3 separate regions of the Mus musculus genome follow, and all the other regions are linked to region 3. The links are chromatin contacts, found by POLR2A ChIA-PET in ENCODE. All regions are on one chromosome and are shown on one strand. Each heading gives the region's core, a stretch centred on a gene start or an enhancer-like site at or near the end of the contact. The rest is flanking DNA. Distances are from core to core; before and after follow the strand shown.

The links. ChIA-PET counts read pairs that join two places held with the same protein, here RNA polymerase II (POLR2A).
Region 1: POLR2A ChIA-PET joins it to region 3 with 19 read pairs in embryonic stem cell. The contact joins the promoter of Fstl3 here to the promoter of Cirbp in region 3. POLR2A ChIA-PET finds 5 or more read pairs at or near these places in 3 of 5 experiments (Patski and embryonic stem cell).
Region 2: POLR2A ChIA-PET joins it to region 3 with 23 read pairs in embryonic stem cell. The contact joins the promoter of Abhd17a here to the promoter of Cirbp in region 3. POLR2A ChIA-PET finds 5 or more read pairs at or near these places in 3 of 5 experiments (Patski and embryonic stem cell).

What each region holds. Positions count from the first base shown.
Region 1 is chr10:79,775,737-79,778,950 of GRCm38, forward strand. Fstl3 (follistatin-like 3) reads left to right here and starts at 1,538. Exons shown (of 5, transcript NM_031380.2): 1 at 1,538-1,661; 2 at 2,827-3,012. The coding sequence starts at 1,565.
Region 2 is chr10:80,588,841-80,591,805 of GRCm38, forward strand. It overlaps Abhd17a (abhydrolase domain containing 17A), which reads right to left and starts at 1,501. Exons shown (of 5, transcript NM_145421.2): 1 at 1,335-1,501.
Region 3 is chr10:80,165,784-80,169,143 of GRCm38, forward strand. Cirbp (cold inducible RNA binding protein) reads left to right here and starts at 2,056. Exons shown (of 7, transcript NM_007705.3): 1 at 2,056-2,133.

The sequences.
Region 1 (3,214 bases), core at 288-2,787, 390 kb before region 3:
CACAGAGCTTGCCTCTGCCTCCCAAGATCTGGGAGTAGAGGTGTAGTCCACCAAGCCAGACCACTGAGCTATCCTATCCTGTTTCTTCAAAGTATTTTTTTTTTTTGAGACAGGGTTTCTCTGTATAGCCCTGGCTGTCCTGGAACTCACTCTGTAGACCAGGCTGGACTTGAACTCAGAAATTCGCCTGCCTCTGCCTCCCGAGTGCTGGAATTAGTATTTCTTCTTCTTTTTTTTTTTAAAGATTATTTATTTTATGTATGTGAGTACAATGCTGCTGTTTTCAGACACACCAGAAGAGGACATTACAGATGGTTGTGAGCCACCATGTGTGAATTGAACTCAGGACCTCTAGAACACCAGTCAGTGCTCTTTAAGTGAGCCATCTCTCCAGCTCCCATCCTGTTTCTTAGATAGAGTCTTTCTGGCCTGTGCTCTCTTTGTAAACCAGATTGAACTTGAATTTGTGGCCCCCATAAGTGCTGGGATTCTGGGGTACAACTCCTGCCGGATGATTTTTTTTTCCTATGTGCACATATCCATTCACAGAGGCCAGAAGACATCAGGTGTCCCCTCTCTCACATCTGGCCTTATTCCTTTGAGACAAGAGTCTCTCACTGAAGTTGCAGGTATGGTGACCAGCAAGCCCCAGCAATCCTCCTGTCTCCACCCCCACATACCTGGGATTACAGGCGTCCTTGCCCCACATTGGCTTTTTACATGGATGCTGGAGATTTGAACTCAGGTCTTCCTGTCTCTGAAGCAATCAGTCTTAACCCCTGAGCCATCCTCTAAACTCTGGGTTTGGCTTCGTTTTCCCTTTTTGAGTCAGGGTCTCAGGTAGCCCAGGCTAGCCTTGAATTCCCTGTGTAGCTGAGAATGTCCTTGAACTCTTGATCCACCAGCCGTTACCTCCTGAGAGCTGGAATGGCAGGTGTGCACCATCCCTTTTGTGCCGGTGGACTCCAGGGCCTGTGTGAGCTGGGGGAGCACTCTAGCTCCCACGGAGCTAGCTACAGACAACCTCAACTTTAGTTTGATGCACTCTGAAGCCCTAGCTGGCCTCAAACTCACAGCAATCCTCCTGCTTCAGCCTCCAAAGGCTAGAATGGTAGGTATGAGTCTTTAAATAGTTTGGAACAGCATGGGGACACCCTTTGCAACCGTGGGTACTGTCATGGTGAAGGTTAGGCAAGAGGCTAAAGAGACCAGATGGTAACCTCAATACCCGCTTAGCCCAGGTGGGGCTTCTCACCTGCACCCCAGAGATCCCCAAAGGAACACTGGACACCTGGAGGTGTCCACCTCCCAGGACATGCCCTCCGGGCCACACTTTGTGACCTGACCCCATTGTGGACTGTTCTTCCTAGACAACTGTCTGGTTCCCAGATGGGACACGGCCTGCCCCCGGTGGCCACCCCCGCGCAGGCCCGGGCCCTGCGCCTCGGGGACACGTCCGTCCCGCTGCGCCCCGCCCCGCCCGCCGCCGGCCCCGCCCGCCCTGGGCTTTTATAGGCCGAGGCGTCTGCACTCGCTGAGTCCCCGCTGCTGCCCAACACTCGCCATGCGTTCTGGGGCACTGTGGCCGCTGCTTTGGGGAGCCCTGGTCTGGACAGTGGGATCCGTGGGCGCCGTGATGGGCTCCGAGGATTCTGTGCCCGGTGAGTGGGGCTGGGCGGAAGGGGCGGGCGAGCGGGCCACCCACGTGGCCTGAGGAATGCGGCAGGGGGATGTCTGGGGTGTGCTCTGGCTGGGTGGGCGAATGCGGGACTCCACGCCTCCAGCCTCAAAAGAGGACTGACATTTATTTATTGAGCTCTTACTGTTTACATGCTTTCCCATGAGTCCACAGAACAGCCGAAACTTGTGGGTACTTTTTCCTCCCCGTTTTCAGGATAGGTAAACTGAGGCCCAGGGTCATGAACCTTTTAAGTGACGTGGTAGGTGGCTCTGTAGGCCCTAGAGAGACATCTCTGGGTGGCTGGCCCTGCTAATGCCACTTAGGCAGAGGGTTTCAGGAGTCTCTGGATGAGATGCCTCAGGTAGAATGGTATACCTGCATCTGGCCAGGAGAGCTCCAGCCTCAGTCTCCCTTTTTGTAAAGCCTTTGCAGAGGTGCTGGGGCCCAGTTCATGGAAGGCGTTCGGCAGTGTCTCTTGAGCAAGAATGAGTTCTGATGGGGGCGGGGGGGGGGGGGGAGGTGTGCGGCTGTCTTCACTTAAGGGTGAAGAAAGCCAAAGGTTCTGTGTTCTAGCCCCTACCAGCCCTGCAAGGCTGCTGCCCTCCAAGGGAGCCAAGCCCCCTCCCCTAGGGCCGCGTCCCCCGTCCCTGTCCCAGGGGAGTGAGCTCACGCAGAGGGAATGTTCCCCAGTTGGAGTGAGTAAGAGGCGGGTCAGGCGAGGGGGGGCTGCAAGCCGGGGGCTCGGCTGTCCTGGGCACTGTCTAGACAGAGGGCAGAGGCGGGAAGCCAGTGCAGGCCCACAGACCCTCACATGCCGAGCGCCTGGCATTTGAAGGGGCTGGGCAGGGTGCCAGTTCTCAGGCCTGGAGGCCAGGCGGGAGTTGGTGGTGGAGCACTCGGGTGCGGCTCAGAGGAGAAGGGTTCCCTCCACAGAAGAGCTCGAGCCACAGCTGTGGCTTTCTGCCCTTTCTTCCTGTACAGGGCATTTAGGATAGCTATGGACATCTCTGAATTGGCTGGGGGAATTAGATCTGAGGTGTTGGGGGTTAGTTGGGAGTTTGTTCCACAAAGATCATGTATAGGGATAATTCTTAGGTAGAGATGGGGTCTGGAGCTTCCCCATTCCTCCTCCTCCTTCCAAATAGGTGGCGTGTGCTGGCTCCAGCAGGGCAGAGAGGCCACCTGCAGTCTGGTGCTGAAGACTCGTGTCAGCCGGGAGGAGTGCTGTGCTTCCGGCAACATCAACACCGCCTGGTCCAACTTCACCCACCCAGGCAATAAAATCAGCCTGCTAGGGTTCCTGGGCCTCGTCCACTGCCTCCCCTGCAAAGGTGAAGCCGTGGGGGGCTCCTGATGGCAGACAAGACCCAGAGTGAATGGGGAACTGGGGAGGGGACCCTGGGGCCCACGACTTGCGGAGGCTTTGAGAAGCCCCCTGGTTTCATCATGTAAAGCCCCTAACCTGCATCCTACCTCACCTGGTGGGGAGGAACTTAGCCTTAAATCCTGACCAGGCATTCAGGCTATGTCCGT
Region 2 (2,965 bases), core at 251-2,750, 420 kb after region 3:
TGACACTTTCTGCAGCACACACCTATTGAGTGACCTCCCTTCTAGAGTTGTCCTTCCTCCTCCTAGTCACAGACCTCATGCCTAGCCACACATCTTATCAGGTGTGTAATTTCTGGGGTCTCAACCTGCAGTATGTTTTCTAGACAAGTCAAGCAAGGGGAGGCCTCAGTTTCCTGCCTGTGGCTGTCCCTACGTATGCCAGTATCCTGAGTCTGCCATATGGGGAGGAACTCTCAGTCATGATTCCAGATACTTCTACAGTTAACTAGTTCTCCATCCTGCATGGGGCAGGACCTGGAAGACCCACTTCCACTCAACAACCATGTGCAGGGCAGCCAGAGAAAATAAAGCTGTGGAAGAAAGACATTAAAGACATAAGCCTCTGGGACCTGCCAGTGTTATATGGAGAGGACAGACAGCATGTGGGACCTCATGTCACAGATGGGGCCACTGGGTACTGTAAGCCGGGATTATTCACTCACTGCCACAAAGCCCAAGCATTGTGATCACAGACATAAAACCAGGCCCTGGTGTTACAAGCAACCAAGCTACTGTAAGGGCTCTAGGATGACCTACATATGACTGTCTGCTCTGGCATGCCTCACCGGGCCAGTCATAGTAGGGAGGCAACCCTCTAGGAGCTGAAGAGTTCAAAGAATGTAGGGTTGAGGGAGGTGGCTCAGCAGGTAAAGGCACTTGCTACCAAGTTTGAAAATCCGATTTGGATCAGGGGACCAGCATGGTAGGAGAGGACTGACTTCAGGAAGCTGTCCTCTGCGTGGGCGCACACACGTGAAAAAAAGGAAATAGCTCAGTGACAGAGGACCGCAGAGGTAAACCCGGGCAGCAGGAGAGGATTCGAAAAACTGCAAGGGCTCCCAGGGGAGCAGGGTCTGCTCAAGCTGCACCCTCAGCAAGAGGGTGCTTCAGCAAGAGGGCTTCATCGTGGGGGTGATGAGGAACCATAAAGGAGTCCTGGGCTGCAGAAAGGAAGCCTGCAGTGGGCCCCCGCTGGCAGGAAGACGCCAGGTGAGTGGCAAAGGTGGCCGGTGAATGTCAGCAGACAGATGTAGACAGAGAGGGTGTGGGACAGTGGCCTGGGTCTGCGGCTGGCCCGGGCGTTTCTTGGGGACACAGCCGTGTCCTGAGGAGGTTAAGCGACTGCTCCAGGATCGCTGCACTGGGACATGGGGATGCCAGGGACACGGTGGGTGCGCTGGTCTCACAGCCATCCCCGGAGAGCGCAGGGAGGTCTCGGACGCAGGGCCCCCGCTCGATTCGGCCCCACACCATAAACCGCCGCAGCCCGCGCGCGCCCGCCCGCCTGCACTCACCGCCGCCCGCGCCCGCCGGCCCGGGGGCCGCACTCCATGGCTCCCGGCCGCCCGCCCGTGCGTCCGTCTGTCTGTCCCCCGGGGACCCCGACCCAGCCTCCTGCACCGCCACCACCGCAGCTCCGCCGCGGGCGGAAGTGAGCTTGACCTAACACCGCCCCCGGAAGTGATGCGAGGCGAATGCGCAAGCGAGGAGGCCTCTGGCTGTTTATGGGGGCGGAGCAAAGCGACCGCGAAGCGGATTGGGTAGGTTGTTGTGAGGGCGGTACATGTGCTGGAGGTGGGGCCATGAGAAGGAGGAGTCGGATTTCTGGGCGGGGCTCAAGATGGAAGGCGGGACTTGGTTATGCGGGCGGGGCTTTATATGGGGGCGGGGCCTCAATAGAAGTGAAGGTGAATGGTCTGAAGAAGCTTGGCTGGCGACAAGGTGCCCGGTGAAGAGCGGTCTGGGGGCGGGGCCTGGAATAAAGGCGGAACCGAATGGTCTGGGGGCAGGACCTGGATAGGGTGTGACTTTGACCGGAGTAGGGCTGCGTTCAGAGGATGGGATTTGCATTCCCAGTTGATTGGTTAAATTATCCTTGCCTTCCCCCTCCACCCCATCTGCTCATCCCCTCCGTGAATTCCTGGAAGAGGCAATAAAATGAGTTTCTCTCAGGATCTCAAGACAGGAGCTGGAGAGGTGTTCACCCTTTAAGAACACTACACATCCCAGGACCCACAAGGTGGTTCTCAACCACCTGTAACTCCATTTCCAGGAGAATCTACTCCCATTTCAGGCTTCTTCAGATACCCGACAGACACATAGGCAAAACACCTTTACAACCCAATTTTTTTTATTTTATGTTTATTTATTTATTATATGTAAGTACACTGTAACTGTGTTCAGATACTCCAGAAGAGGGCGTCAGATCTCGTTGTGGATGGTTGTGAGCCACAATATGGTTGCTGGGATTTGAACTCAGAACCTTCGGAAGAGCAGTCGATGCTCTTACCCGCTGAATCATCTCACCAGCACCCTACAACCCAATTTTATTTGTCTGTGTATTTACATTACTGCGCCATGGAGCGCCTGTGGAGGTCAGAAAACAGTTTGTGGGAATCCTCTCTGTTCTACCGAGTGAGTCCCTGAGATTAAACTCAGGTTTTCTGGCAAGAGTCTTTTACCCACTGAGCCATCTCACTGGCCCTCGTTTTGAGTTGAGTGTAGGGGGCAGAGGGTGTTCTTTATCTGTTTATTTTATATGTATGTGTGCTTTGCACTCATGTGTGTGCACAACAAATGTACCCAGGGAGGGGGTGTCAAATTCCCAAGAACTAGAGTTATGGGCAGTTGGGTTGCTGGTGAGCCACTACATGGGTTCTGGGAACCAAACCCAGGTTCTTCACAAAAGCAGTAAATGTTCTTTGTTTCTTGTAGTCTTTCTCTTTGTATCCTTGGTTGTCCTGGAACTCATTCTAGTCCAGGGACTTGAACTCAGAGATCTGCCTACCTCTACCAAATGCTGGGATTAAAGGCATGCACCTTGAATTGCACCCACCTACTGTACATGCTCTCAACCATTGAGCCATTCCTCCAGCATCCCCGACTAGGTTTTTTGTTTTTTTGTATTTTTGGGGTTTTTTTTTGG
Region 3 (3,360 bases), core at 806-3,305:
TGGTCCAGCGGTCCCTGCAAGGCACGATCCCCTCCCCTCCTGGATTGCGCACATTGAGGGAGGGAAGGCATCTTGGTCTCTCAGCTCTTTTTAATAACCTCCTTGCGTGAGTGGCTGACGCAGCAGGCTGCTCTGACGGGGATAGGAGGGCTGCGTGCAGAGAGCGAAGTGCAGAGGGGGTGGCCATGAGTCACCAGCTGCTGTCTAGGGGGAGGGGAGCATCGAATCCCTGAGGGGTCCTGGCATTCTTCTCCTGGTGACAGCTGGGTCACCTCGACCAACTTCATCTGAAGGTCAGTGAGTCTGAGGCTTAAAGCAGGGTTGGGATGTCTCAGTTCTCAAGTCACCAGACTGTACTCTCTCCAAGGGGCAGTGCTGAAGTGTGGATTTCCTATCACTGATATCTAGGGAGATGTCTGCACTGGCTTGTTCCTCAGGCCATATATTAAGCAGAAGCCATTGAAGTGAGAGGTGAACTGCCTTAGATGGGGGTTAGTTAGGATCCTTACATAAAACCGGGCGTGGTGGCGCACGCCTTTAATCCCAGCACTAGGGAGGCAGAGGCAGGTGGATTTCTGAGTTTGAGGCCAGCCTGGTCTACAAAGTGAGTTCCAGGACAGCCAGGGCTATACAGAGAAACCCTGTCTTGAAAAACCAAAAAAAAAAAAAAAAAAAAAAAAAGGATCCTTACATAGGCTACTCAGGACTCAGGACTCTCAAAACCACAGTGGAGGGAGAAGAAAATGTAGCCTGGAGACATGGGTCTGTTATCACAGCTACTTGGGATGTGAGCCTACGGATTTCAAGGATAGATTGAAAAATGTAGGTTGTCTCAAAGGATCAAATGGCCTAGTGGTAAAGGGCTCTTGCAGAGGACGTGGGTTCAATTCTCAGAATCCACATAAAGGTTCACAGCTGTCTGGACCTCTGCATCCAAAGGATCCAGCACTCTCTTCTGGTCTTTGTCAGCGCAAGATAGGCAAGTGCTGCATAGACATTCAGGCAAACACCCATATACATAAAATTAAAATACACTTTTTTGTTTTGTTCTCTGTGGTGTGTGTGTTTAAGAAGGCTAAGGATGTAGCTTGGTTTAGCCACTACTTAGAATTCTGCAGTGAGGGGTTAGGGGTGTGGCTCAAGGATAGAAATCCTTCCATGGCATGCTTGAGACTCTGGGGTCTCTTCTAGAAAATGCAGGTACACATTGAAAAGAGTGGTGTTTTGCCATCTGTGTGGTAATGTACACCTGGTTGGAGATGGGCAGAAATCAGGGTTCAAATGGTCGTTATACAGCAGGTTGAGATTTGTAGGAAAACTGAGTTGGGTGCAGGAAATCTAGAGAAAATCTTGACATTGTGATTAATACTGGGATGGAAATTTTAGGGCTGATCTTATGGAGTGTCCTTGGGGTCCAAAGAACTGTTAGGCAGCAGTTGTATTGGGAGGTACTTTTGGACTAGAGTAATTCGGTGGTTTTGGTTTCATGAGCAAGAACGGAGAAGAGGGGCAAGCAAGATGACTCAGTGGATAAAGCTGCTTGTGGCTAATCCTGAGTATGATCCTTAGGACCTACATGATGGAAGGAGAGACTCCATCTGTCTTCTGGCTTCACAAATGCGCCTCAGTTAAATAACTGTAATTAAATATTAAAAGAAAAAAAAGAACATAAAAGTGTTGAGTCGATGAGTCAAGGTTGGAGCCATATTTGGGAGTCTCATTGAGGTAGCAAAAGCTCTTTGTTCCCCGCCGCAGGACAAACGGGTCGGGAACGCGGAAGTGGGTCAGCTCCGCCTCCAAATCAGCTGTCCCCGCCTCCTAGTCGCTAGCGGGCGGGGGGTGGGGGGGAAAAATGCGGCCAGGAAAGATTCCAGCCAATCAAAACACTCAGCGCCTCCGCGCGGACTAGGGCAAAGCCAACGGAGTCCCGCCCCTCCACCGAGGCGCAGATGCCGAATCTAAGGCGTCGGATTGGTCAGCGCGGCGTGGTGGGCGGGTTAAGGGGCGTGGCTCCAGGAGTGGAGTATATCAGGCGGGACTCTTGCGCTCCCCCTCGCACTCGCGCCTTAGGAAGCTTGGGTGTGTGTGGCGCGCTGTCTTCCCGCTCGCGTCAGGGACCTGCCCGACTCAGCGGTGAGGGCTCTGGCGGCACCGGCTCTGAGGGGCCCGGGGCGGCGGGCGGCCTGTGACTCTCGGGCGAGGCGGAGCCGCAGCGGCACGCCCCTGGGACTTGGGGGCGGGCCCGGGTTGGAGTCCGCCCCGCCGGCGGCGAGGCGGGCAGCGGGACACTGGGGCCTCACGCTTGTCGGAGGGCGTCCTCCACCGCGCGTCATCCCCGGGCCGAGGCCGACCTTAACGGTGGGCTTTTTTTTTTTTTTTTTTTTTTGTAAAATGGCCGCCGCGATGCTTTGAAAAGCTTCGCCGGCGAAATGGCGGGACTGCCGAGTGCCCGGATGGAATGGCGCAGGGTGCGCGCTTGGCGCATGCGCTGCTCCGGGGGCGGGGCGCTCCTACCTCCAAAGTCCGGTTGTCCGCAGATGTGGAGCTGTGTCGCGTGCGACCCTTTTACTCCAGCTGGCTCTACCTCGGTTTTCTCTTCCCTTGTGGTTCCACGTGGGGAACAAAAAAGCACATGTAGGCTTGAATGTTGTCCTTTTGTGCCCCAAGTTTATTGCCCCCAAGGTAGACTGGTTTCGTGGTATAGTGGACTTATTTTCCAAGTTGTCGGTTGCCAATAATGACTTTGTCTAGATACCACGCCCCTTTCGCTAGCCACGCCTCTTGGGCCAACCTCCTTTCTCCCTTGAGTCCATCGTGCAAAAACATTTCTCTAGTCCTTGGCTGAGTAAGCGAGGCATCCCACAACTGGCACACCTCCAGACAGTACCCTAAAAGCGTATTTCAGTAGTGAAGTTTCTCTGGCCCAACAACTCTATGCTAGTGAGGGTAGGCAGTCACTATCATTTCTGTCCCCAACCACACACATTTGCAAAGTGACCATGCCATTTTGATCCTAACCTTGGGATTCTCTGGCCAGGTGTAATCAAGACCTAGAATCATTTAAGGTTAGCCTCAGCTGTATGACAAAGTATTCCATATGCCTTTGGGATGATAAAAGCAAAAAGAGTTCCCTCTTGTGTAGCCCAGAAGGGTATTGAACTTGCTGTGCAATTGTATTTGGTTTTGGATTCTGTTCCTTTGCCTCCAACTCCCACAGGCTAGGCGAGATGGGTATTTGTTTTGAAACAGTCTCTCAAACTGATCCACAGTGTCCTTTTTCTCATTGATCTTCCCATCTCGGTGACTTGAATGGCTGGATGAGAGGTGTGAAAGAAACCCCACTTGAAGCTGAGGTTTCCC